5 separate regions of the Homo sapiens genome follow, and regions 2, 3, 4 and 5 are each linked to region 1. Evidence: chromatin contacts called from ENCODE Hi-C or POLR2A ChIA-PET data. All regions are on one chromosome and are shown on one strand. Each heading gives the region's core, a stretch centred on a gene start or an enhancer-like site at or near the end of the contact. The rest is flanking DNA. Distances are from core to core; before and after follow the strand shown.

Region 1 (5,109 bases), core at 1,740-4,239:
CACTGGCTTTAGGACCTACGGAAGGCTGAAACAGCAAAACAAACAAAAAACCAAGTTCCTAAGTTTTTAAGGCCCTAATATTTTTAATTTGAAGAATGGCAAGTAACAACTCCTCAATTTAAAGTACATTCATTTTAATTTTCCATGCTGAAAGACAGACACCACTGGGTATACTGGGAATGACATTCTGATGAATGGCCCTCAGAGACCAAGGGATGGTTCCTCCTACAGCAACTTCCTATCCCACTCCAGCAGAACCATGGGGCTTGCCTCATCTACAAGGAGGAGCCTTAACTACCAAACTGCTTCATTGCAAAGGCAAGGCTGGATACTCAACCTGGGGGGAAAAACCTGATCGTGTTTCCAAAAAAACACCAAACACAAAAAGTAAAAACATCCACACCTTAAAACTAGTTTTAAGGGGGAAAAAAGTTAAAGTTTCACAACCTGTTTTCTTGGCACTTTCCCAGACTTCCATAGGTATAGAAAACCTGGGCATTTTTCTGTTAGGGCCCTGTACTAGATACTGGGGTGTTTCAGGGAGAAGGGAAGTGAAGAGGGAAGGGGGAATAGAAAAGGAGGGATGAGAGAGACGATCAATTTTACTCGAGAAGTGTATAATAAAGCTTGAATTCTTAACCGGCTTAAGCACAACGACTGTGTTTTCTGTAGCCAAAAATCAGCGCATGTTTTCAAACGTTAAGTTTAAGTTAGAATTATTCCAGAAAACTCATTCATTAAAAAAAAGCAACTGAGGCACCACCACAACCAAGTTCTGTTACTCTGGGGACGCAAAAACAAATAAGGAATATCTCCTGCGCTGGAGGAATTCACAATCGGAAATGTATGGGAAATAAGGCTGTCATGTAGTTAATTACAGCTAGAAGATAATATTCAGTAAGTGGCAAGAGTCTAATGAACTGTAATATCTAAGGAAACCATGCAGAATCAGCTCAGGCATGCGTGTCTGTCTTCTGATGTGGTACACACATTAGGAGTGGGGGGTGGGGCTGGCTATAAGGACCTGAGCATGTGGCTCTCAGGGAGGGAGGCTTTTATAAATTGGTGAAAAACCCTAGCATATCTAAATTTGGTTTGTTTTTTGACAAAATCGTTTTTAAAAGATGAAGCCAATGAGAAAAAAAGTTTAACATATTTAGAAAGCAATTCAGCCATCCCTCTCAAGCTTAAGGAACACTCTCCTGAAACCTCCAAAAATGGGCATTAATAGAGTTAAAGCGAGCCAGTCTTGTGTTTGCATGCTTTGGAATTTGAAATGTAACGCAACTATTTCGACTCACCATGGAAAACAACAAATAGAACCTTCAAGTAAAACATTTTTCAATATCCAAAAACAAACCTTCTTTAAACAAAGAAAAATCTCATCTCCAAATATCTTTTTCAAACAGAATGACTGGTTTTACATTTTAAACATCATTACATATTTTACTACGTAATACACTCTCCAGGATTTCAGAAAATCGGGTACATTTTCGGGTGCACCATGAAATGAAGTGTTAAACTTAAAACTGCACACACTTCTGCGAGGCGTTAAGCTATGCTTAGGTCCTAGAAGCTCATGGCTTGAAGTAAAAAAGGAATCTAGTTCCTCTTCTGCCGCTTCGTTAAGTGCATTCCAAAAAGTGTGATCGTTTACTCCACTCAGAACTTTTGACGATTTTAATGCTACTACAGGAAAGAGCAATTACACAGAGCAAACAAATATTTAAGTAGACTGCAATTCAGTATTTGCGCACTTACCACTAACCCCTACTACGAACCAGAAGCAACCAAGAGTGACCCAATCGGAAAAGAGAATCCTCTTTTTGGCAAAGCCAGCCAGGGAGAAAACCCTAACTTTGGGGATTCATTTCAAGGAATGTCTACAAGCATTCCTCTCTTTCTTATCTTATGTCTGCGCTACACAATACTGCACGGGTGGCAGAAACGGGGGTCTTTCAGATCTTAAGGGAAAAAAAAGCGACGACCCCCGAGTCTGGGGACCCCAAGTCCCAGCGGCCTGGCGGGCGCACGGCTACCCTCAGGGTCAGGGCGCGCGCTCCCGTTGGGACCGGGGGCGCGCCGAGGCCGCAGCGCAGGGCCCGGCCCGACTAGCGAGCGATAGGCGGGCGCCGGGGGGCTCTGTCCGGTTCGGCCGCCGGGCTAGCATCCCTGCGCGCATGCCCCGGCCCGCTCTCCCAGGAGAACGGGGCAAAAGGGCGACTGTTACCCAATAATAGCGCCCTGCACGTTCGCAACAATGCAGGCGGGGAACCCGAGAGCCGCGGGCAGGGAACCGGAAAGCGAGAGAGCCCGGCTCCGCGGCTGCTCCTGCGCTTGAGCCCAGAGCTCACAGGGGAACACGCGTCGGCCGGAAAGCAGCGCCGGGAAGAAGCGTGGGCGCGAGGGGGCAAGGGCACGGGTCCCGGCGTCCCGCGGAGGTCGCCTCACCAGGCGAGGCGCGGACGCCCGAGCCGCCCCGGGCCACACGTCGGCCCACCCTCCGAGAACCCAGCCCGGTCGCGGCGGGGAAAGGGGCCGGCGCCACCAGGCCGCCGCCTCCAGGCGCGATGAATCGTGCTTTTTCCCAGTGCGTAGTCCAGGCCTGGCCGCCCCGGCCCGTCCGGGGTGACTCAGGGCCCGGCCCCGCTCGCTCCTCTGCCACCTTCGGCGTCCTCCGCCCACGAGTCCCCCGGCCCGGCCGCCATTCTGCCCGGCCGCGTTTCGGCGGCTCAGGCCTCGCCAGGCGCCTGGTTTCGGCCGTCGCGGCCCGAGTCACTGCGACACCGCGGCTCGGGGCCGGGCCTGCGCCGCCGCCGCCGCCGCCACCTCCTCTCGGCCCCGGCGGCTGCCGACACTCACCCGCATCTCTGTGGTGCCCCAAAGGCTCCCGCGACGCCTCCGCCTGGTCCCTGGGCCTGGGCCCCGGCGAAAGCCCCGTCCCGCCAAGGTCTAGCTGCGTCCCTCAGCTACCGGGGCTGCCCCGCCTGGAGCTGCGTGCGACACGGCGCCCGCCTCCTCCTCCTCCCCTGCCCGCCCGGCCCTCCTCCTCCCGCCGCCGCCGCCTGCACCACGCAACCTCCGCCCTCTCGCCTTCCCTGCGCGGCTCCCCGCCCTCTCGGCCTCACCGGCTCCGGCGACCGCGGGGGAGAAGCTGTTGGGGGAGGGCCGGAACGCACCGCCATCGGCGTCCGGGGCGGGGGAGCCGGGAAACCGTCGTCGCCATCGCCCCGCCAGCCCGAGGCGCGGGAGGGGCCCGGAAAGCTCCCTCCCGCCCGCTCGCCGCTGCCGGCGGCCCCGGGGGCGCCCCTTCCGCGGCCGAGGCCCCCGCTCGCGTGGGGAAGCTTCTACCTGCGAGCCTGCGGCCCCTGCCCCCGGCACCCGAGACATCCCCGACCCGGCGCGCCGGATTCTCTGCCAGGTTTTACAGCCTCCCTCGCCTTGGGACCGCCGCGGAGGACCCGTTCCCGCCACTTCGGACCTCGCGAGCGGGGCTGAGCTGCTTGGGTCGGGGACACCACCAGCCTCTGGAGAAACGGCCCGAAGCACCCCGAAGAAGAGGGGGTCCCAGTCCCCTGCCCCTCCCTTGTGCGCACCCCCACCCCCAGCTTGCCTGGAACCTGACTCCACACCTTTGTCGACCGGGACAGGGACTGGGGGTTGCACCCCAGATCAGAAAGTCAGAGGTGGCCCTCCGAATCGGCGCGGACTTCCGAGGAACCTCAGCCAATTCTCGACCCCCTTACCACCTGCAAGGCCTTAGGAATCGGCTCCAGAAAGCTCGAGCTTATCTGCGTGTTTCGTTTTAAAAATCACTTCTAAGATAAAACCTAACTAGGCTTTCCCCTTCAGACTTTCAGTAACTCCTGTTTGGCAAATTTTGACATTCACTCTATCCTTCGTCTTTGTAAGGACATATCAAGACTTAGAAGGCTTTGATTACACATACGGATGGCATGAGTCGTGATATAAAATAGTATTGTTTTCACGTGTACTTCGAAGTCATCTCATTTGAAATTAACTGTCATAATTGACTATTTGGAATATTCAACCTAAATACTACCCGCTGCTGTGGTGACGGGGGGTGGAGGAAGCGTGGTGGAACCCCAACACCTAGTGAGGGGTGGCTGATTAATACCACGGCTCACAACATAACAGAGCGGCTCATTCCATGAACAACCCCGGGGGGATTTCGAATTCTATCATCTGGGCAAAAGATGTGATGAGTGTAACTTCCTGTTTTCTCCAAACTAAAACACTACGCAGATTCCTGTACCGCTCTGGGACAGAAATCCTCAGCCAGAGCAGAGGCCGTCCCCAGAGTCCACACTGTTTCCTGCATAAAGTGGGTTATCTCAGAAGAAACATCCCACTGGTCTGTGTGATCCTTCTATTGAAATGTGGTCTTTTATCTACATCTAAGTATCTCTAGAAGTAATGCGTTTGTATGTACTTGTCACTCAGATATGTAATCCCTTAATTTGTGCGGGGTTTTGGGGTGTGAAAAATTCTTGGTTTATATCCTACACTTTTAAATAACCTCGTCAAAACTTACATGTATTTAACACCTTTTTTTGTGAGCACATGGTAAGGTTGGAAGTAAAAATGGAAGGTTTATCCCTGTGGCCCATGTTTTCCAGTGTACCTATGTGGGGTTTTAAAAAAATGTCCCAATTTCTTCCTTTTACTGGAGACTGCGTTTTTTAGACAACAGCTTATCTTCCTATTCCCTAACCAGTCTTCTCCAATCTTACCATTCAATATAGCCTCCTTTTCTGTGACTTCCTCCAGCTGAATAGAAGGGCTGAGTGGGTCAACCTTCCCTGTATTGTTTGTTTCCTCCACCCTCTCTTTTTCCTTAATAGCAGTATTTGGTCCACCCACACCACCCTCTCTCTTCTCACTGCCTCCATTCCTGGTTCTTAACTCCTTTCTATTCTTTACTCTCCACCTGCCTACACGATCATTCTTAGCAGCAAATTTATTCCATCGACTTTTACGTCCACTTAACATCCAGATTGCATTTACTTTGCGCAGATAACCTTGCCGCCTACCTCACAAGTCAAGGCCACCTGCTGCTCTCTTTCTACTTTAAAACATCCTTCCTCC
Region 2 (4,575 bases), core at 694-3,193, 130 kb after region 1:
AATACATGACAGAGCAGGAGTATTGCCATCTTGGACAAGCACTGTCATTTTAAGTTCACGTTGATCAAAAACTGCCTAAATCCAAAGGGGATCAGCCTATGACTGTAAACCACAAATGACATCTCTGACCAGAAACATTCCAAATCCCTCCCTGACCAGAGATGTGCCAGCCCTGAGACAACCTTCCCACTGGCCAGAAAGATGTCAGCCCCAAAGATAACCTCCCCTCCACCCAGAGGCATTCCAACCCTGCCATAAACTTCTCCCCTACACGAACATATTCCAAGCTTGTGATAAACCCCCTCACCCTAAAACCAATATATACTCTTAGTCTGTAAGAGAGGGTGCTCCTGACTGAAATTGGCCAGAAGCCCCTCTCAGGTTTTTTTCCACAAAAATAAACCTATCTTTGACTGTTAAGCACGTTTCATGTTTCTTTCCTTTTTCTTTAACTCTTATGGTACAGAGGGTTGCTACTTGCCTCATCCCCACTTTTTCCTATTATTAAGCTTATGTTAATATGGTGCATTTGTCACAACTGACGAACATTGATATATTATTATTAACTAAAGCCCATACTTTATTCAGATTTCCTAATGTCCTTTCTCTGTTCCAAGATCCCATCCAAGTTACTGCATTATAAATAGTAGTCACTGCCTGGGTGCAGTGGCTTACACCTGTAATCCCAGCACTTTGGGAGGTCAAGATGGGCGGAACACCTAAGGTCAAGAGTTTGAGACCAGCCTGGCCAACATGGTGAAACCCTGTCTTTACTAAAAATACAAAAAATTAGCTGGATGTGGTGGTACATGCCTGTAATCCCCACTACTTCGGAGGCTGAGGCAGGAGAATTACTTGAACCTGGAAGGTGGAGGTTGCACTGAGCTGAGATCATGCCACTGCACTCTAACCTGGGTGGCAAGCGAGCTCTGTCTAAAAAAAAAAAAAAAAAAATAGTAGTCACTAACATTCTTTTCTCAAATACCTATAAATATCCATTTCCTCAAATGTTCCTTGAGCCAGTTTTGCCATCTTGCTAGTTCTCTTATTAATGGGTAGAAAAAAAATTTTTTGACATGCATTCATTCTCTACCTTATACATAAATTACATTTTTAACCTTTTGAAAAGTTAACTTTGGTGCCTTCTTATAAGAAAGGGAGGCATGAGGCCTATGGTTATGCATCGTGACTCTATTGTGACTTTTCCAGCATAATCCAGGCTGCAGGAGAAAGACAGCGTTGTGGAGTGAAATCCAGTTTCTCTTTCTTGCAGAAAAATGCAGCTGACCAGGTTGTAGTCAAGAACTAAGCTCACCTAACTGAATAGGAATGTCTGATTGTCAAAAGTCAATAACAACAGATGATTTAAGTCTTCTTAATGTCTTCACATACATTCTAGATGTATACAAAACCATTCTATTTATGATAAAAAATATGTAATTAAAAATTATATCTCAAAAAGCTTTCTAGGAACATTTTCAAGGCTCAGGTTTTCAAACCATGAAGCACCAGTAATTAGGAGGAAGAGTTAAAGGTTTATTTTAAAACTGCAGGGGAAACCAGAGTGATAACAATCTATGATTAATCTGTGATTAATAACGGTTGAAAATTTGTTAGAAGGTACCTGAACATATTTTGACATTTGTATTTCTTTAATGTTTTCTGTAAAGGAAATGTTGTTTATTATTGGTAAAGCAAAATTTGTTTCTGTTAATTTTGGACTGCTAATTTTTTTCTAAAAAATATAATTGAATGCCATTATGGCCTCTCCCGTACTGTTATCCACCTCTGAGAAAGCTTAACAATTTAGATCATGAAGTCCATAGGAAGAGAATATTGTTCCATTGTTGGCAACCATCAGCATTTCATAAATAGCTCCAAAACTGAAACTGCCTTTGCAAAATTATGACTCAGACAGTGAAAGAGATCTAACTTAATCGACTTCCTCTTGCTTCTAACCTCCAAGCTGTCCTTGTTTGTTCCTGGGCAAAGGCTGAACTAACTTTAGGAGAAACTTAGTTTGTAGTTTAAGACAAAGATGATAACAGCCCTTTCCCAAAGCAGATCTCCTTCTTGCCTGGGGACTAGATTGCCTTTGTAGAACTAACATTAGCCACAAGATTAGAAATTATGGTTTAGGAGTCATGCAGCTGGAGACTACAAGATTCTGACCCTCCCTAAGCTGCTCCTAAGATCAGTGCTTGAGATATTCTGCAGACCCGGCACTTGATGGATCAGCTGGCACCACCAAGATTGGTAAACTGACTCATCTGATCTTGTGGCCCCACCTGGAAACTGACTCAGCACAAGAAGAGAGCTTCGACTCCCTGTGATTTCATCCCTGGCCAATCAGCACTCCTGGCTCACTGGCTTCCTCCCACCCACCAAGTTGTCCTTAAAAACTCTGCTCCCCGAATGCTTGGGGAGACTGATTTGTCTTTTCTGACTGTGTTTTTTGCTTTTTAACATGCCTCGTAATTTTTTTGATGATACCCAGTTATGATGTATCAGGTACAAGGAACTGAGGTAGGAACTGGGACTTTCAGTTTTATGAAACTCTGGCTAGAAAGTGGCTGTTTGCTGTTTGCTTCTAGTTGGACATGTCAGAGGTTAAAATAATCTCTGATACTCTTATTTTTGTCTCTCCTATTGTCTTTGGGTTTCCTCTGGGACTTTTTCCTAAATAGGGTCTGAGGCTTGTAATTCTTTCAGCTGTAATCTCCTGCTGATGTGATGGGAAGGTGTCGGGGAGGGGAGGTGTTCTATCCCTTTAGGATTAGGCCTTGGCCTTTTAGTGAGCCTGTGCCCCCGGGTTGTCTTCTCAGCACCCCTTTGCCCTCCCTCTCCCCTTCAGGCAAGACAGGAAGGTGAGATGGGGCTGGAGTTGGGTATTTCCCTTCCCTCAGGTTGATTAGACTCTGGTAAAACCCAAAGGGGCTGGGCTCTGGTAAGGTAGTTTTCCTTGAGGGCAGGGTTTTGTTAAGGAGAACAGAATCTCTTGGGCATACAGTTGATTCTTGCTTAGGGGCACTGACACCCCCCTTCCCCCTGCACAGTCAAAAATTCAAGCATAAGTTTTGACTCCTCCACAACTTAACTACTAATAGCTTACTGTTGACTGGAAGCCTGAAGGATAACATAAACAGTTGATTAACAAATATTTTGTACATTATATGTATTATATGCTATATTCTTACAATAAAGTAAGATAGAGATGATAAAATATTAAGAAAATCACTGCTGGGTACAGTGGCTGACACCTGTGATCCCAGCACTTTGGGGGGCCAAGGCAGGTAGATTGCTAGATCCCAGGAGTTCAAGACCAGCTTGGGCAACATGGTGAAACCCTATCTCTGCAAAAAATACAAAAATTAGCTGTATGTGATGGTGTGTGCCTGTAGTCTCAGCTACTCAGGAGGCTGAGGCAGGAGGATTGATTGAGGCTGGGAGGTCAAGGCTGCAGTGAGCTGTGATCAGTGCCACTGTACTCCAGCCTGGGCAATAGAGAAAGACCCTGTCTCAAAAAAAAAATAATAATAATAGAAAGAAAACTGGGAGTGGATCATCATAAAAGTCTTCATCCTCTAAGTCTTCATGTTTAGCAGACCGAGGAGGGGGAACAGAATGGTGATATGGTTTGTGTCCCCACCCAAATCTCATCTCAAACTGTAATCCTCAGATGTTGGAGGAGGGGCCTGGTGGGAAGTGACTGGATCATGGGGGCAGATTTCCCCCTTGCTGTTCTCAGGATAGTGAGTGACTTCTCCTGAGATCTGGTGGTTTTTAAAGTGTGTCACTTCTCCCCTCACTCTTGGGAGATGTGCTTGCTTCCCCTTCACCTTCCGCCATGACTAAGTTTCCTAAGGCCTTCCAGCCATGCTTCTGTACAGCCTGCGCAACTGTGAGTCAATTAAACCTCTCTTCTTCATAAATTACCCAGTCTCAGGTAGTTCTTTATAACAGTATGAGAACGGGATAATAGAGAAGGGATGGTCTTACTGTCTCAGGGGTGGTAAAGGAGGAAGAAAATCTGTATATAAGTGGACCCTTGCAGTTCAAACCTGTGTTGTTCAAGGTCAACTGTATTTCAAATAGTTACTTTTTCCCCTCACCTGACTGAAGTGTGAGGGACTTTTCCCTGATCTTCACTAGAGAAACTCCTGGAAGTGAAACTCATGAAAATGTCCTCCCCACCCCAAGACTGAGTCTCCAGAGTTTTAACTCTCCTGCAAGTTCATGCTGAGTCTCCAGAAGTTTATCAACTGCAGTTCAAGTGCTCCTACCAGCACTGGCTCCAGCCTAGGGCTCCTGCTTCTGGACTTCTGTTCCTGCTAAGCTGTGATTATTGGTATCCTCTTCTTTTTCTAGCTTCTGGACCAGCAGCTTGCCCCGTGACGTCTGTTCTCTGATGAATGTAAGAGGGGTTGTTGGTTTTCATTTTGTTCAGCTTTTATCTTGTTTTGAGAATGGTGGTGGTGACTTCCAAGCCCTTATATGTGGAAGAAAGTAGGAAGCCCTTGTGGTTCTGTTAGCTCTACTGTCCTGGAAATCTGTGAAATGGATCGTGGGTCCTTC
Region 3 (4,433 bases), core at 1,260-3,759, 140 kb before region 1:
AGTGGATGGCTCTTCAAGTGTCTGTCTTACTCTTAGTCTGAACATATACACTCATTCTTATTGCCTCAAGGAAGTGGTCTCTGAGTTGCTTTCTGTAGCTCCTTGCCTCTTTTAACTATTATTGGTATTTACTTGGAGAGTTGAGTCTTGTTAGGTTAACTGTCAGTCATTCCCACCTGTATAACTTGTAAATCCATGCAGCCTTTGCTTTCTTTCTGGCTTTATTTAGGCTGAAATAGATGTAACATTTCTTAAATGATCATATAAGGATTTTTTTTTTCTTGTGAGCAGAAACTAATATAAGCATTTTATGCTTTTCCAAAGGGTTAGCTTAAAAAAAAAAGGTCATTTGTGATATTTGAGTTCATATAGCATCATATATTAAATACATGTCATTTATTATGTTTATATTTTAAATTTGATTATATATCTTCAGTTTAAAAGGTGAATTTTAAAAAGTCAAATTTAGGCAACTAATAAAACTAGCAGAAGTTGCTTTTCATTTGTAGTTTTTCTCCTAGAATATTGTATATATAGTTTGTGTTTTATAAATTATTGTTATAAAGATCATGTATCTTCCCCAAATGCAAAACCGAGTTCTGACAACTATTTAAAAATAAAACAACAAATCCAAACAAACAAAAGTGCTTGGTTAATCTGGAATGTTAGAAATTGTTTTATTCTCTGAAGAAACAAGAAAATTGCATTAGACCGAGGACTTTTGCCATAATTTAGCTTTATAATAGGGATTGACTTAAATTTACTCCTTAGGATTCTGTCTTACCTTCTCTTAGCAGATTTTATAAAAGAATATCACTTGAGTAACATTTTGGAAAGGCTGGGCAGATTTCATAAGCTACCCAACAAGGCAGTTTTATACTAGCTAATGTGACTACCTGTTGGGCTAATGAAACTAGTTTAAAAGTTTTATCTTTTTCTCTCCACTGAACAGATCATTGTAAAATGATTATTGTAAAAATTTAGATAACACAGAAATAGGTAAAACAGAAAGCAAAAGTCCCTGTAGTCCAACTGCTCTGGCTTTTATTCTTTCAGATTTCATTTTCTATATATACTAGGAGGTTAATAATATTTTATTTTTAAAAATTATTGGCCAGATATACATCCTTTCCATTTTGGGCCATCACTTTACAACCTCTGTCCAAATTTTCATTCTTTTAAAAAATATGTAGTGTTTGACATTATGGATATACCATAATTTATTGCCCCATTCTTGATGGACATTTAGATTTTTAATTTTTACTTTTGCAATCAGTGCTGTACTGAACTTTATATACATCCTTGCATCTTTTGAGTAATTCTGTAGAAGTTCCTACAAATAGAATTATTAGATCAAGATGATATGCATGTTTAAAAATTTAGCAGATATTACCAAATGCACCCTCAAAAGTTTTACATTACACCCCCACCAGCTGTTTATGGAATGTCTGTTTACCTATATTCTCAACACAATATTATCAATCTTAATCTTCAGTCCAATAGGTAAAACATTGTTAGAATTGGTTATACCGTGTCTTAATTATTCAGTGAAGTTAAATGTCAGTTACTGTTTGTTTATATTTGTGAATTGGCTGTTACAGTGTTGGATCTTGTGCAATTAGGTTGGGCTTTTCTTATGATTCATAAGGACTTTTTGTATATTACAAATACTAGTTTTGGCTGGGTGCAGTGGCTCACGCCTGTAATCCCAGCACTTTGGGAGGCCAAGGTGGGCAGACCTTTTGAGATCAGGAATTCTAGACCACCCTGACCAACATGGTGAAAGCCCATCTTTACTAAAAATACAAAAAAATTAGCTGGGCATGGTGGTGTGCGCCTGTAGTCCCAGCTACTTGGGAGGCTGAGGCAGGAGAATGCCTTGAACCCAGGAGGCAGAGGTTTCAGTGAGCCGAGATCACAAGACTCAATCTCAAAAAAACAAAAAACAAAAAAAAATAGTTTTTTTTGTCATATGTTTTGCAGATTGCCCCCCCCCCATTTTGATGTTATTTCTGATATATCTTGGTTATACAGTTTTTTCTTTTAATTTTTGTCTTTCTTAAAGGTTCCAAAAGTCTTTCTTCACTTCAAGATTATAAATTATCTACCTATCTTTCCTTTAGTTCTCTGTTTTCATTTTTATATTCTAATATCATTTAACCCATCAGGAATTTCCTTTGGTGTAAAGAATGGGTAGGGGATTTGGTTTTTAATTTTGTTCTTTTTAGTTTCCTGGTTGTTTCAACACTATTTACTGAGTAATTAATGAATAGTGAGGGGCAGTTGTAAACTTGTTTTTGAAGATCAGCAGAATCAGCCTTCTTGGTTGGTGGTTTCCTGGGCAGTTCTACCACTCGAGCAAGACCTGAAGTGTTTCCCTTCAGAAACCACAGCCTGTGCCATCTTGCTCACTCACTTTCCTTCCTTCCTTCCTTCCTTCCTTCCTTCCTTCCTTCCTTCCTTCCTTCCTTATTTGACAGAGTTTTGCTCTATTACCCATGCTGGAGTGCAGTGGCGTCATCTTGTCTCACCTCAACCTCTGCCTCCTGGGTTCAAGCTATTCTTGTGCCTTGGCCTCCAGAGCAGCTGGGACTACAGGCATGCACCACCACACCTGGCTAATTTTTGTATTTTAGTAAAGACAGGGTTTCACCATGTTGGCTAGGCTGGTCTTGAACTCCTGACCTCAAGTGATCCGCCCACCTTGGCCTCCCAAAGTGCTGGGATTACAGGCCTGAGCCACTGCGCCTGGTCTTGCCCACTCACTTGAACCTCTACTACTTTGTAGTATTAAACCCAGATCCACTGATTTAAGCAAGGCTTCAAAACAATTTTACTGCCACAGCCTATATAAACTATAGATTTATATAATACTCTCTGTTCCATTTTAGTTGATTTTTCCCCCAATGACAGAAATTGTTCTTTTTTCTACTCACAGGACTGTTATTGAATTAGAAATTTGAATTTACATGTGGTGGATGAACATCACTCTTGTTACCTGCTTCATGTACTTTTTTGAGTGCTTACTACCTGTGATGATTATTCTGTTTCTGATCTCCAGTACTTAGCAAAACTGGAGTTTTTCCGCAAAGCTGCAGATGAGGGAATGATTTACCTTAACAGCCCTTCAGGATTTTAACCTAGGATTAAGTAGGTTTGCATGTTTGTGATTCCTTTCATTCAGGGCCCGGCTTCTGAAGGTAGGATGCGGGGAAGAGCTTTAAGGATCTAAATTTCCTCCCAGCCTGAGCAACATAGTGAGATCCCATCTCAATAAAAAATAAAAAAATTAGCCAGATGTGGTGACACGTACTTGTAGTCCCAGCTACTCGGGAGGCTGAGGTGAGATAATCATTTGAGCCCAGGAGTTTGAGGCTGCAGTGAGCCATGATTGCACCACTGCACTCTAACCTTGGCAACAAGAGCTAGACCCTGTCTCAAAAAAAAAAAAAAAAAAAAAAGGAGTCTAAACTTCCCGATACTGTATTCCAAATGTCCTATGTTAAATGCTGTGTTATCATTCCCCGCCCCTTGGAATGTAGAAACCGTTAATTACAGGATAAAAGTGAACTGAGAAGCAAATACCCTTGTGTTGTAGGGTAGAGGTTCTTCACCCAATGTGGAATTGGTCTGTAACAAATACTGAACAACACAAACTGAAATAATTTACAATCTGATATGAATTACTCTTTTTCATTTCTTAACTCCAACACTTGATTAGTTGCTTTCATTAAATACATCTGTGTCAATATCTTAATGGGGTTTTTTCTTCCGTTTTTGTTTCTGCCTCTCTCCTGTTGGAGCGACTCATTTCTTTTCAAGTGTCGTCTTCAATCTCCCTTCTCCTATTTTGCCTTCTCAACCTGATTATGAATTCACTTCCATTATTGAGCTTCTCTTTACTTTATCCAAATTTGCTATTTATCTCATTGCAGTTTTTCTTCAGTACTTACTTTGCATAAAAGTAGCCTGAACTTAAATTATATACACGGTCATTTTCACCAGAAGGGCTAGCTAATTTAAAACTTGGGCGTGTTATCTTTTCTTTCCTCAAGTCCTGCAGAATATAGGGTAGTTTCAGAAATCACCCCCAGCTTTTCTCTAGACTTGGTGACAGCTGATGCTTTCTTCTGACTCTTCCTTTCCTGGAGTGCCGACCTTCCTGCACCTTCCTCGCTGTTGTCACATGGAAAGGCTACAGGATGTTAGACAATGTCAACAGTTTACTATGTCTCTGGCATGAAATAAATGGACCAACCAGTATCTGAGAATATTTTTTACTTGGCTAATTGATTGTATGTTTTCCCCTACTATATGGAAGTTGGACTTAGCCTTTCTCATGTTAAAGATTATTCAGAGGCAGGACGGCCATGGCTGTTGTCTTTGGGATGTCCACTGTAAAATGGGGAGTCATACCTACCTCACAGGGTAGT
Region 4 (4,979 bases), core at 204-2,703, 160 kb after region 1:
CTGGGTTCAAGCGATTCTCCTGCCTCAGCCTCCCAAGTAGCTGGGACTATAGGCGTGTGCCACTACGCCCAGCTAATTTTTTTGTATTTTTAGTAGAGACGGGGTTTCATCATGTTGGCCAGGCTGGTCTCAAACTCCTGACCTCAGATGATCTACCTGCCTCGGCCTCCCAAAGTGCAGGGATTACAGGGGTGAGCCCCCACACCTGGCCTACAATATACTCTTTAAAAAGAGTTCCAGAACGGATACGTTTGGAAATCCCCAAGTGCTCCACCCTGTCTCTTGGAGCTACATGATATACAAGAGCACTTTAAAGGCTCTGGCACATTTTTATTTTATTTTTTATATTTTGAGACAGAGTCTCACTCTGTCACCCAGGCTGGAGTGCAGTGGTGCGATCTCGGCTCATTGCAACCTCCGCTTCCCGGTTCAAGTGATTCTCCTGCCTCAGCCTCCTGAGTAGCTGGGATTACAGGAGTGCACCACCATCCCCGGCTAATTTTTGTATTTTAATAGAAACGGGGTTTTGCCATGTTAGCCAGACTGGTCTTGAACTCCTGCCCGTCTTGGCCTCCCAAAGTGCTGGGATTACTGGTGTGAGCCACTGTGCCCAGCTGGCACATTATATAATAAAGAATAATAAACCCATCTTTTAACTTCGCAGTCCTAAGTATAGTTTACCAAACAAAATCCTTGCTTCCAATAATACCTGTAAAAATCCTGTAGTGCTAGAGTTCCCTAGATCTCATTTTGGAAAATAATGTTGCCGGTGATTACAGGTGATTAGGGTCAAGTTTTTTTTTTTTTTTTTTAAGTGGGATCACTGGATAATCTGTGATTTAGAAAAATAACCCAGGCAGCAGCTTAAAAGCTGAGTTAAAGAGAGTTAGACTCAAGCTAGGTAAAAGGATCTAACTAAAGTCAAGAAAACTAGTCCAAGAAAAATGAGGGCATAAAGTATCGATAGTGATTATGGGGGTGGAAAGGGACGGATTTTGTCTCAACACTTTTCTGAGATGGAATTGAAAGCCCATGTGATGGACTGAATATGCAAGGCGGAAGGAGAGGCAGAGATCAAGGTTGTCCCTGCATTTTCCAGCGTGGTTGACCAGATGGATGGCTATGCTGTTAACTAGGACTGGAAACACAGAGGAAGAACTTCCAACATGCCTGCCTTTTAAAACAGCAAATGTCAGAGTCGGTTCCATCTGAGTCCATACAGTTGATGTCACAGAGCGAGTATGGGCAAGAACAACACTGCCCCCCAGGCTCTGGCAGAAATGTACAGTTTCTATATCTGACAGGCTCCTCTGTTGCGCTCCGGCTTCCCTGTTCAGTTTCTGTCTTCAGCTCCGGGTGTGAAACCTAGCAGGGCACATTGGCTAGGAACATAAACAAGTCTGTTTCCCGTCAAAATGCTTAATTACAGCAATACATTATGACACAGTTGGCCAGCCTGGTCTGTCGGAAAGGTTCACAAACAAGAACGATCGTTTTTGAGTGGGAGTTTCCAGGCTATTTGTCAGAGACTTTTGGGAAGTCAAAGTGGCTATAGTTTGTCAGAAGCAGCAATTAAAAATTGCCTCTGGATGTGTGTCAGACTGAAAGATATTTAAAATCAGTGTAAACACTAGACGGTTATCCCCTCAGTACTGGAAGAAATTCTTTTAAAATATATTTTTTATTATACTTTTAAGTTCTAGGGTACCTGTGCACAATGTGCAGGTTTGTTACATATGTATACATGTGCCATGTTGGTGTGCTGCACCCATTAACTCGTCATTTACATCAGGTATATCTCCTAATGCTATCCCTCCCCCCTCCCCCCCAGGCCCCATTGTGTGATGTTCCCCTTCCTGTGTCCAAGTGTTCTCATTGTTCATTTCCCACCTATGAGTGAGAACATGCAGTGTTTGGTTTTTTGTCCTTGTGATAGTTCTCTGAGAATGATGGTTTCCAGCTTCATCCATGTCCCTACAAAGGACATGAACTCATCATTTTTTATGGCTGCATAGTATTCCATGGTGTATATGTGCCACATTTTCTTAATCCAGTCTATCATTGTTGGACATTTGGGTTGGTTCCAAGTCTTTGCTATTGTGAATAGTGCCGCAATAAACATACGTGTGCATGTGTCTTTACAGCAGCATGATTTATAATCCTTTGGGTATATACCCAGTAATGGGATGGCTGGGTCAAATGGTATTTCTAGTTCTAGATCCCTGAGGAATCGCCACACTGTCTTCCACAATGGTTGAACTAGTTTGCAGTGCCACCAACAGTGTAAAAGTTTTCCTATTTCTCCACATCCTCTCCAGAACCTGTTGTTTCCTGACTTTTTAATGATCACCGTTCTAACTGGTGTGAGATGGTATCTCATTGTGGTTTTGATTTGCATTTCTCTGATGGCCAGTGATGATGAGCATTTTTTCATGTGTCTGTTGACTGCATAAATGTCTTCTTTTGAGAAGTGTCTGTTCATATCCTTCGCCCACTTGTTGATGGGGTTGTTTGTTTTTTTCTTGTAAATTTGTTTGAGTTCTTTGTAGATTCTGGATATTAGCCCTTTGTCAGATGAGTAGATTGCAAAAATTTTCTCCCATTCTGTAGGTTGCTTGTTCACTCTGATGGTGGTTTCTTTTGCTGTGCAGAAGCTCTTTAGTTTAATTAGATCCCATTTGTCAATTTTGGCTTTTGTTGCCATTGCTTTTGGTGTTTTAGACATGAAGTCCTTGCCCATGCCTATGTCCTGAATGGTAATGCCTAGGTTTTCTTCTAGGGTTTTTATGGTTTTAGGTCTAACATTTAAGTCTTTAATCCATCTTGAATTAATTTTTGTATAAGGTGTAAGGAAGGGATCCAGTTTCAGCTTTCTACATGTGGCTAGCCAGTTTTCCCAGCACTATTTGTTGAATAGGGAATCCTTTCCCCATTTCATGTTTCTGTCAAGTTTGTCAAAGATCAGATGGTTGTAGATGTGTGGTATTATTTTTGAGGGCTCTGTTCTGTTCCATTGGTCTATATCTCTGTTTTGGTACCAGTACCATGCTGTTTTGGTTACTGTAGCCTTGTAGTATAGTTTGAAGTCAGGTAGCGTGATGCCTCCAGCTTTGTTCTTTTGGCTTAGGATTGACTTGGCAATGCGGGCTCTTTTTTGGTTCCATATGAACTTTAAAGTAGTTTTTTCCCAATTCTGTGTAGAAAGTCATTGGTAGCTTGATGGGGATGGCATTGAATCTATAAATTACCTCGGGCAGTATGGCCATTTTCACGATATTGATTCTTCCTATCCATGAGCATGGAATGTTTTTCCATTTGTTTGTATCCTCTTTTATTTCATTGAGCAGTGGTTTGTAGTTCTCCTTGAAGAGGTCCTTCACATCCCTTGTAAGTTGGATTCCTAGGTATTTTATTCTCTTTGAAGCAATTGTAAATGGGAATTCACTCATGATTTGGCTCTCTGTTTGTTATTGGTGTATAAGAATGCTTATGATTTTTGCACAATGATTTTGTATCCTGAGACTTTGCTGAAGTTGCTTATCAGCTTAAGGAGATTTTGGGCTGAGACAGTGGGGTTTTCTAAATATACAATCATGTCATCTGCAAACAGGGACAATTTGACTTCCTCTTTTCCTAATTGAATACCCTTTATTTCTTTCTCCTGCCTGATTGCCCTGGCCAGAACTTCCAACACTATGTTGAATAGGAGTGGTGAGAGAGGGCATCCCTGTCTTGTGCCAGTTTTCAAAGGGAATGCTTCCAGTTTTTGCCCATTCAGTATGATACTGACTGTGGGTTTGTCATAAATAGCTCTTATTATTTTGAGATACGTCCCATTAATACCTAATTTATTGAGAGTTTTTAGCATGAAGCATTGTTGAATTTTGTCAAAGGCCTTTTCTGCATCTATTGAGATAATCATGTGGTTTTTGTCTTTGGTTCTGTTTATATGCTGGATTACGTTTATTGATTTGCGTATCTGGAACCAGCCTTGCATCCCAGGGATGAAGCCCACTTGATCATGGTGGATAAGCTTTTTGATGTGCTGCTGGATTCGGTTTGCCAGTATTTTATTGAGGATTTTTGCATCGATTTCATCAGGGATATTGGTCTAAAATTCCCTTTTTTGTTGTGTCTCTGCCAGGCTTTGGTAGCAGGATGATGCTGGCCTCATAAAATGAATTAGGGAGGATTCTCTCTTTTTCTATTGATTGGAATAGTTTCAGAAGGAATGGTACCAGCTCCTCCTTGTACCTCTGGTAGAATTCGGCTGTGAATCCATCTGGTCCTGGACATTTTTTGGCTGGTAGACTATTAATTATTGCCTCAATTTCAGAGCCTGTTATTGATCTATTCAGAGATTCAACTTCTTCCTGGTTTAGTCTTGGGAGGGTGTATGTGTCGAGAAATTTATCCATTTCTTCTAGATTTTCTAGTTTATTTGCGTAGAGGTGTTTATAGTAGTCTTTGATGGCAGTTTGTATTTCTGTGGGATCGGTGGTGATATCCCCTTTATCATTTTTTATTGCATCTATTTGATTCTTCTCTCTTTTCTTCTTTATTAGTCTTGCTAGTGGTCTATCAATTTTGTTGATCTTTTCAAAAAACCAGCTCCTGGATTCATTGATTTTTTGAAGGGTTTTTTGTGTCTCTATCTCCTTCAATTCTGCTCAGATCTTAGTTATTTCTTGCCTTCTGCTAGCTTTTGAATGTGTTTGCTCTTGCTTCTCTAGTTCTTTTAGTTGTGATGTTAGGGTGTCAATTTTAGATCTTTCCTCCTTTCTCTTGTGGGCATTTAGTGCTATAAATTTCCTTCTACACACTGCTTTAAAAGTGTCCCAGAGATTCTGGTATGTTGTGTCTTTGTTCTTGTTGGTTTCAAAGAACATCTTTATTTCTGCCTTCATTTCGTTATTTACCCAGTAGTCATTCAGGAGCAGGTTATTCAGTTTCCATGTAGTTGAGCAGTTTTGAGTGAG
Region 5 (4,459 bases), core at 1,663-4,162, 210 kb before region 1:
GTTCAAGTGATTCTCCTCCCTCAGCTTCCCAAGTAGCTGGGACTACAGGTGTGTGCCACCACGCCCCGCTAATTTTTGTATTTTTAGTAGAGATGGGATTTCATCATGATGGCCAGACTGGTCTCAAACTCCTGACCTCAGGTGACCCACCCACCTTAGCCTCCCAAAGTACTGGGATTATAAGCGTGAGCCACTGCACCTGGCCTGGTTTTTAATTAAAAAAAAATTTTTTTTGGTGGAGATGGTGGGGGGAGGTGTCTCACTATGTTGCCCAGGCAGGTCTTGAACTCCTGACCTTAAATGATCCTCCCGCCTCAGCCTCCCAAAGTGCTGGGATTACAGGCGTGAGTCATTGAGCAAGGCTGGGAAAGCTATTTAATATCTTCAGACTGTCATTTTCCCCTCTGTGGAGTGGGGATAATGCCCTCTTCCTATGGCTGTGCGAGGATAAGTGTGATTTTTGGTATGGAGAGCGCCTAACCCACAGAGGCACCTGATAGTTGAACCTCTCCGTCAAAGGTCACTGAGAGCCCCAGAGCGTTCTTCTCAGTCTTTTTATTTCTGCAGTGGAGCCCGAGGCAACACCCCTCACATTTCCTCCTCCTTCTCCGAAGAGTGGGGCTCACCAGGAACTTTGAACTGCCAGGTACCTGAGTGAAGGGCAGGTCCTAACTCTTCAGAGACGATTCCAGGAAGCTGCTTTGTAAAGTGGAAAGTGTGATGCAAATGTTAGGAATCGCTTCGTTGGTTTCACTGATATTGACTGGGCCCCTACTAGATGCCCTTAATATAAAGCAGTGGCAGGCTGGGCATGGTGGCTCACATCTGTAATTCCAGCACTTTGGGAGGCTGAGGTGGGTGGATCACCTGAGGTCAGGAGTTCAAGACCAGCCTGGCCAACATGGTGAAATCCCATCTCTACTAAAAATACAAAAATTAGTGGGGCATGGTGACAGGCACCTGTAGTCCCTGCCATTTGGGAGGCTGAGGCAGGAGAATTGCTTGAACCCGGGACGCGGAGGTTGTAATGAGCCAAGGTTGCACCACTGCACTCCAGACTCCATCTCAAAAAAAAAAAGAAAAAAAAAAAAAAGAAAAGCAGAACTAGGCTCCCATTTGTTCACGGGTATTAAATAAAAATGATCAGGGAGGAGGGGAAAAGACGATTCACAAAGGAGCTTCTAGTCTGAGTTATAAGGTAGCCACAGTGCAGTCAGCTCAGGCATTGGCAGGAACTACTGGGGGGATGTCACCCAACAAATTCCACCTTCACCTTAAAAAGTAACTGTCCAGCTGGTCCTTGCCTTCCTGTCCAGACCCGGAGCAGTGGGGCCCATGCACCTGGCACCTGACTTGCTGCAGGGAACCACAACAGCGTGTTCCTGTTCTAGGAACTGGGAGAGGGGTGAAGGGTGGCTGTGGGCCCAGCTGGAATGCTGGCCTCAGTGGAGGAGGTGCAGAAATGCCTGGGCAAGGCCAGGGGCAGACCCTCCCATCAGCGGGGAAAGGCCCTTGGCAGGTGGCACCAGAGGGGGCCACATGGTAGTGTGCCCAAACAGGGGCCCAATAAAGTCTTTACTTCCCTAGCTCTCTTTCTTGAGAATACTTCCCTCTGTGTCATAATTGGAATGTGTGAGTCATGCTCTCAATCTCCGAAAACTCAGTGCTCTTGGTTTGTCTGAGTCCGCAGCAGGTGCTGCGGGGGAGGCTGCGGGAAGCTGAGGACTTGCAGCCACTGAGGCCAGAGCTTCCCTGGACAGCACCGAGGCATGAACGGCATTGCACCGAAGACAGGGCTGGGTGGGGAGAGGTATGGCTACAGAACACACCTGTTAACTACCGGTAGCTTTCTGGGGGCAGAATCTGTCTGTCTCAAGCCCCCCAGGATTGCAGCCACCTCTCCCATCGCAGTCCCGCCACTGCTTCTGCTGCCAGGCAGGGCCTGGAGATATGGCTCTTGGCCACCTTTAGTACACAAGGTGCAGGCAGGCCCTGATAATGAAGAGAATTAAGACAGTTTCTCTCCCACAGACACTCACAGCCTAGACGAGGAGATGAACCATCAACAAATAATTTAACAAAGATTTGGGAACAGAGTGGCAGAAGCTATTCCTCTGCCCAGGAACAAAGAATCATTCCTTTCTGTTTCCATGTGGGCTCCTGACACAGATACTCAACAAGCAGAGCCAACATGATTGATCTTACGCCCTGATTATGTGGCAAACATGTTTGCATTTTACGATTGTTCATTTTAATTCGTATTATCAGGTTTTGCTACCATGGCAGAACATAACGGTCTTAAACCCTGCATGTTAATCCCAGTTATCCAAGACTTCCCATGATACACTATAAAAATGTCTTTTTACCCCGCACATGCTTATGTCACTATCTTATATCTTATACAATGTGCCTTTCATTTCTAAAAGCAATTCATTCACATAAATGTTCCTGCAGATTGTTAAAGCCTTAGACTCTGGGACCAGGCATAATTGGAGAACGAATCAGATGTATGTTTCAAAGAAACAACCCCAACACATATCCAAACGACATTTAAGATTTCTTCCTATTTCACAGGAGATGACTTACGAGTGAACACTCACCCTTTTTTGGTATGTTAGTCTCATATTACCTTTTGCTATTAAACCAGGCATGGGTACACTTTCCAGGGCTGAGCTTTATTGCACATGAGCCCTGTGACTCAACTTTGCCATAACCAGGTATTTTGGGGGCTTTTAAAAGTATGAAGACATTGCTAAGATTAGTAAAAACAGAACCTTCAAAGTCATGAACACTGAAAGTACAGAAATAAATCATTTTAGCTTTTGATGGTTTGATGAAACTTTCTATTCACTGGCTTCCTAATTCATAAGCATCAAAGTAAAGGAAATTGTGGTGACATGATTTTGCAGTCATAATTTCTGAGCCTCAGAAATGCATTCAGCTGAATCGAATGTAGTATCTTTCTTTTAATTTGAAATGGGTAAAATACAGATCCACAGTTTAAGAATCAAATTCAGTTTAACAATTGGAAAGAACCTTTGAGAAACTGTGTTCCAAACACATTTTACAGGTGAATACTATCAGAATACAACCGGTTGAGGACCAGGCAGGCCCCTTAACTTCCCCAGGGCTCAGCTTCCTGATCTGTAAAGTTAGGGGCTGGGCTGTATGAACCCCTAAATCCCGTTTCACCTCAAACGTATTTCAGGATTCTAGTAAAAAGGTGCTGAATGAACGAAGCTAATCCCGAGAGAGACTTGGATTTGCCTGAGATCATGCAGTTAGTCAGGGACAGACACACATCCTCTGACTCCCGGCCATTGCTCTTTATAGAGAACAGGTTTAGAGTAAAGATCTTGAATTAAAAAAAAAATTACACAGAGATTAATGAACAGAACACCTTATAAAAAAAAAACAACACACAACTCTATATGAAAACCAAGTCACGCAAACTTCTGAGCAATATGTTTCAGTAACCTGCACTTTTAAATCATAGACTGGCAGCTATGATTTAAGCACCCTTAGACATCCAGCTTGTGTCCCTGGCATGACCAGGTATGCACTGGAGGAATGTCAGCCAGTGTACTGGCTTCTTCTGTTACATCATGAACTTCTCCAAAATGGAGAGACAACAATTCATTATACCATGATCTCTCATTATAGATTGAATTGTATCCCCCAAAACGACATGTTGAGGCCCTGACCTCCACTACTGTATCTGTGAAGGGGACCTTATTTGGAAATAGGGTCTTTGTGATGTAATCAAATTAAGATGAAGTCATTGGGGGGTGGGGGTGCTAATCCAGTATGACTGATGTCATTATAAGAAGAGGGAAATTTGGACACAGGGAGAAGACGGCCACATGAAGATTGAGGCAGAGATTGGAGTGATGCTGCCACAAACTAGGGAATGCCCGGGGCTACCAGAAGCTGCAACAGACGAAAAAAGGGTCCTCCCCTAGAGCCCTCAGAAAGAGCATGGTCCTGCCAACACCTTGATTTTAGACTGTTAGCCTTTAGAACTGTAACACAATGAAATCGTGCTGTTTTAAGCCACACAGCGTGATACCTTGTTATAGCAGCTCCAGCAAACAAATACACCTCTCATGTCTCTGTTGGGTTGACTGGGCTCACTGGAGTCCTTCTCACTCAGGGTACTGCAGAGAGTGGCTGGAGCTGGCATCACCTGAAGGCTCAACAGGGCTGCATCCAAGATGATGCACTCACATGGCTGCAGTTGATGCCGTCACTGGCTGGGGGCTCAGCTAGGGTGTGGACCAGCTCATGGCCTCTCTGTGGTGTGGAATTATCAAAGCATGGCAGTGTCACTCCAAAGAGGCAGGAAGTAGAGACTGCTGTGCCAGTAAGGCCCTGGCTGGGAATGGGTGTGGCATCTGTTCTGCTACCTTCTATTAGTCAAACCCATTAAGGAGGTGTAGCAAGGTGAATGCAGAAAAGC

Evidence for each region. A loop is a pair of places that touch in the nucleus more often than their neighbours do. ChIA-PET counts read pairs that join two places held with the same protein, here RNA polymerase II (POLR2A). Pooled maps may share reads with other maps.
Region 2: a map of SK-MEL-5 shows a loop between it and region 1 (4-fold over the local background). The contact joins the enhancer-like site here to the promoter of CUL1 in region 1. A Hi-C loop is called at or near these places in 25 of 168 maps with a recorded cell type or tissue (B cell, CD4-positive, alpha-beta T cell, CD4-positive, alpha-beta memory T cell and 19 more), 22 of 37 single-sample maps with no recorded cell type and 25 of 50 pooled maps. POLR2A ChIA-PET finds 5 or more read pairs at or near these places in 16 of 52 experiments (B cell, CD4-positive, alpha-beta T cell, CD4-positive, alpha-beta memory T cell and 11 more).
Region 3: POLR2A ChIA-PET joins it to region 1 with 10 read pairs in Panc1. The contact joins the enhancer-like site here to the promoter of CUL1 in region 1. A Hi-C loop is called at or near these places in 2 of 37 single-sample maps with no recorded cell type and 1 of 50 pooled maps. POLR2A ChIA-PET finds 5 or more read pairs at or near these places in 7 of 52 experiments (AG04450, BJ, IMR-90 and 4 more).
Region 4: a loop to region 1 is called in a pooled map, with 7 times the contacts of the local background. The contact joins the enhancer-like site here to the promoter of CUL1 in region 1. A Hi-C loop is called at or near these places in 3 of 168 maps with a recorded cell type or tissue (CD8-positive, alpha-beta T cell, ascending aorta and naive thymus-derived CD4-positive, alpha-beta T cell) and 10 of 50 pooled maps. POLR2A ChIA-PET finds 5 or more read pairs at or near these places in 1 of 52 experiments (activated CD4-positive, alpha-beta T cell).
Region 5: a loop to region 1 is called in a pooled map, with 8 times the contacts of the local background. The contact joins the enhancer-like site here to the promoter of CUL1 in region 1. A Hi-C loop is called at or near these places in 1 of 37 single-sample maps with no recorded cell type and 9 of 50 pooled maps. POLR2A ChIA-PET finds 5 or more read pairs at or near these places in 14 of 52 experiments (A549, BJ, CD4-positive, alpha-beta T cell and 9 more).

The regions. Positions count from the first base shown.
Region 1 is chr7:148,696,783-148,701,891 of GRCh38, reverse strand. It overlaps CUL1 (cullin 1), which reads right to left and starts at 2,989. Exons shown (of 22, transcript NM_003592.3): 1 at 2,863-2,989. RefSeq lists silencers at 1,985-2,084, 2,385-3,414, 4,075-4,134 and enhancers at 1,962-2,687, 3,755-3,804.
Region 2 is chr7:148,562,104-148,566,678 of GRCh38, reverse strand. The region is part of intron 2 of LOC124901766 (a long non-coding RNA gene); the gene reads left to right. Among named protein-coding and RNA genes, the nearest start is that of C7orf33, 26 kb to the left of the region's middle. RefSeq lists an enhancer at 2,146-2,285. Within about 2 kb of position 1,943, at least 3 of the 41 ENCODE cell types and tissues checked have a DNase peak (open chromatin) inside an H3K27ac peak, as active enhancers do; they include PC-9 and mammary epithelial cell, where a contact is called at or near this core.
Region 3 is chr7:148,837,092-148,841,524 of GRCh38, reverse strand. The region is part of intron 3 of EZH2 (enhancer of zeste 2 polycomb repressive complex 2 subunit); the gene reads left to right. Among named protein-coding and RNA genes, the nearest start is that of EZH2, 45 kb to the left of the region's middle. Within about 2 kb of position 2,509, at least 3 of the 41 ENCODE cell types and tissues checked have a DNase peak (open chromatin) inside an H3K27ac peak, as active enhancers do.
Region 4 is chr7:148,531,810-148,536,788 of GRCh38, reverse strand. No RefSeq gene overlaps it. Among named protein-coding and RNA genes, the nearest start is that of C7orf33, 56 kb to the left of the region's middle. Within about 2 kb of position 1,453, at least 2 of the 41 ENCODE cell types and tissues checked have a DNase peak (open chromatin) inside an H3K27ac peak, as active enhancers do.
Region 5 is chr7:148,911,649-148,916,107 of GRCh38, reverse strand. No RefSeq gene overlaps it. Among named protein-coding and RNA genes, the nearest start is that of EZH2, 30 kb to the right of the region's middle. Within about 2 kb of position 2,912, at least 4 of the 41 ENCODE cell types and tissues checked have a DNase peak (open chromatin) inside an H3K27ac peak, as active enhancers do; they include CD4-positive, alpha-beta T cell and CD8-positive, alpha-beta T cell, where a contact is called at or near this core.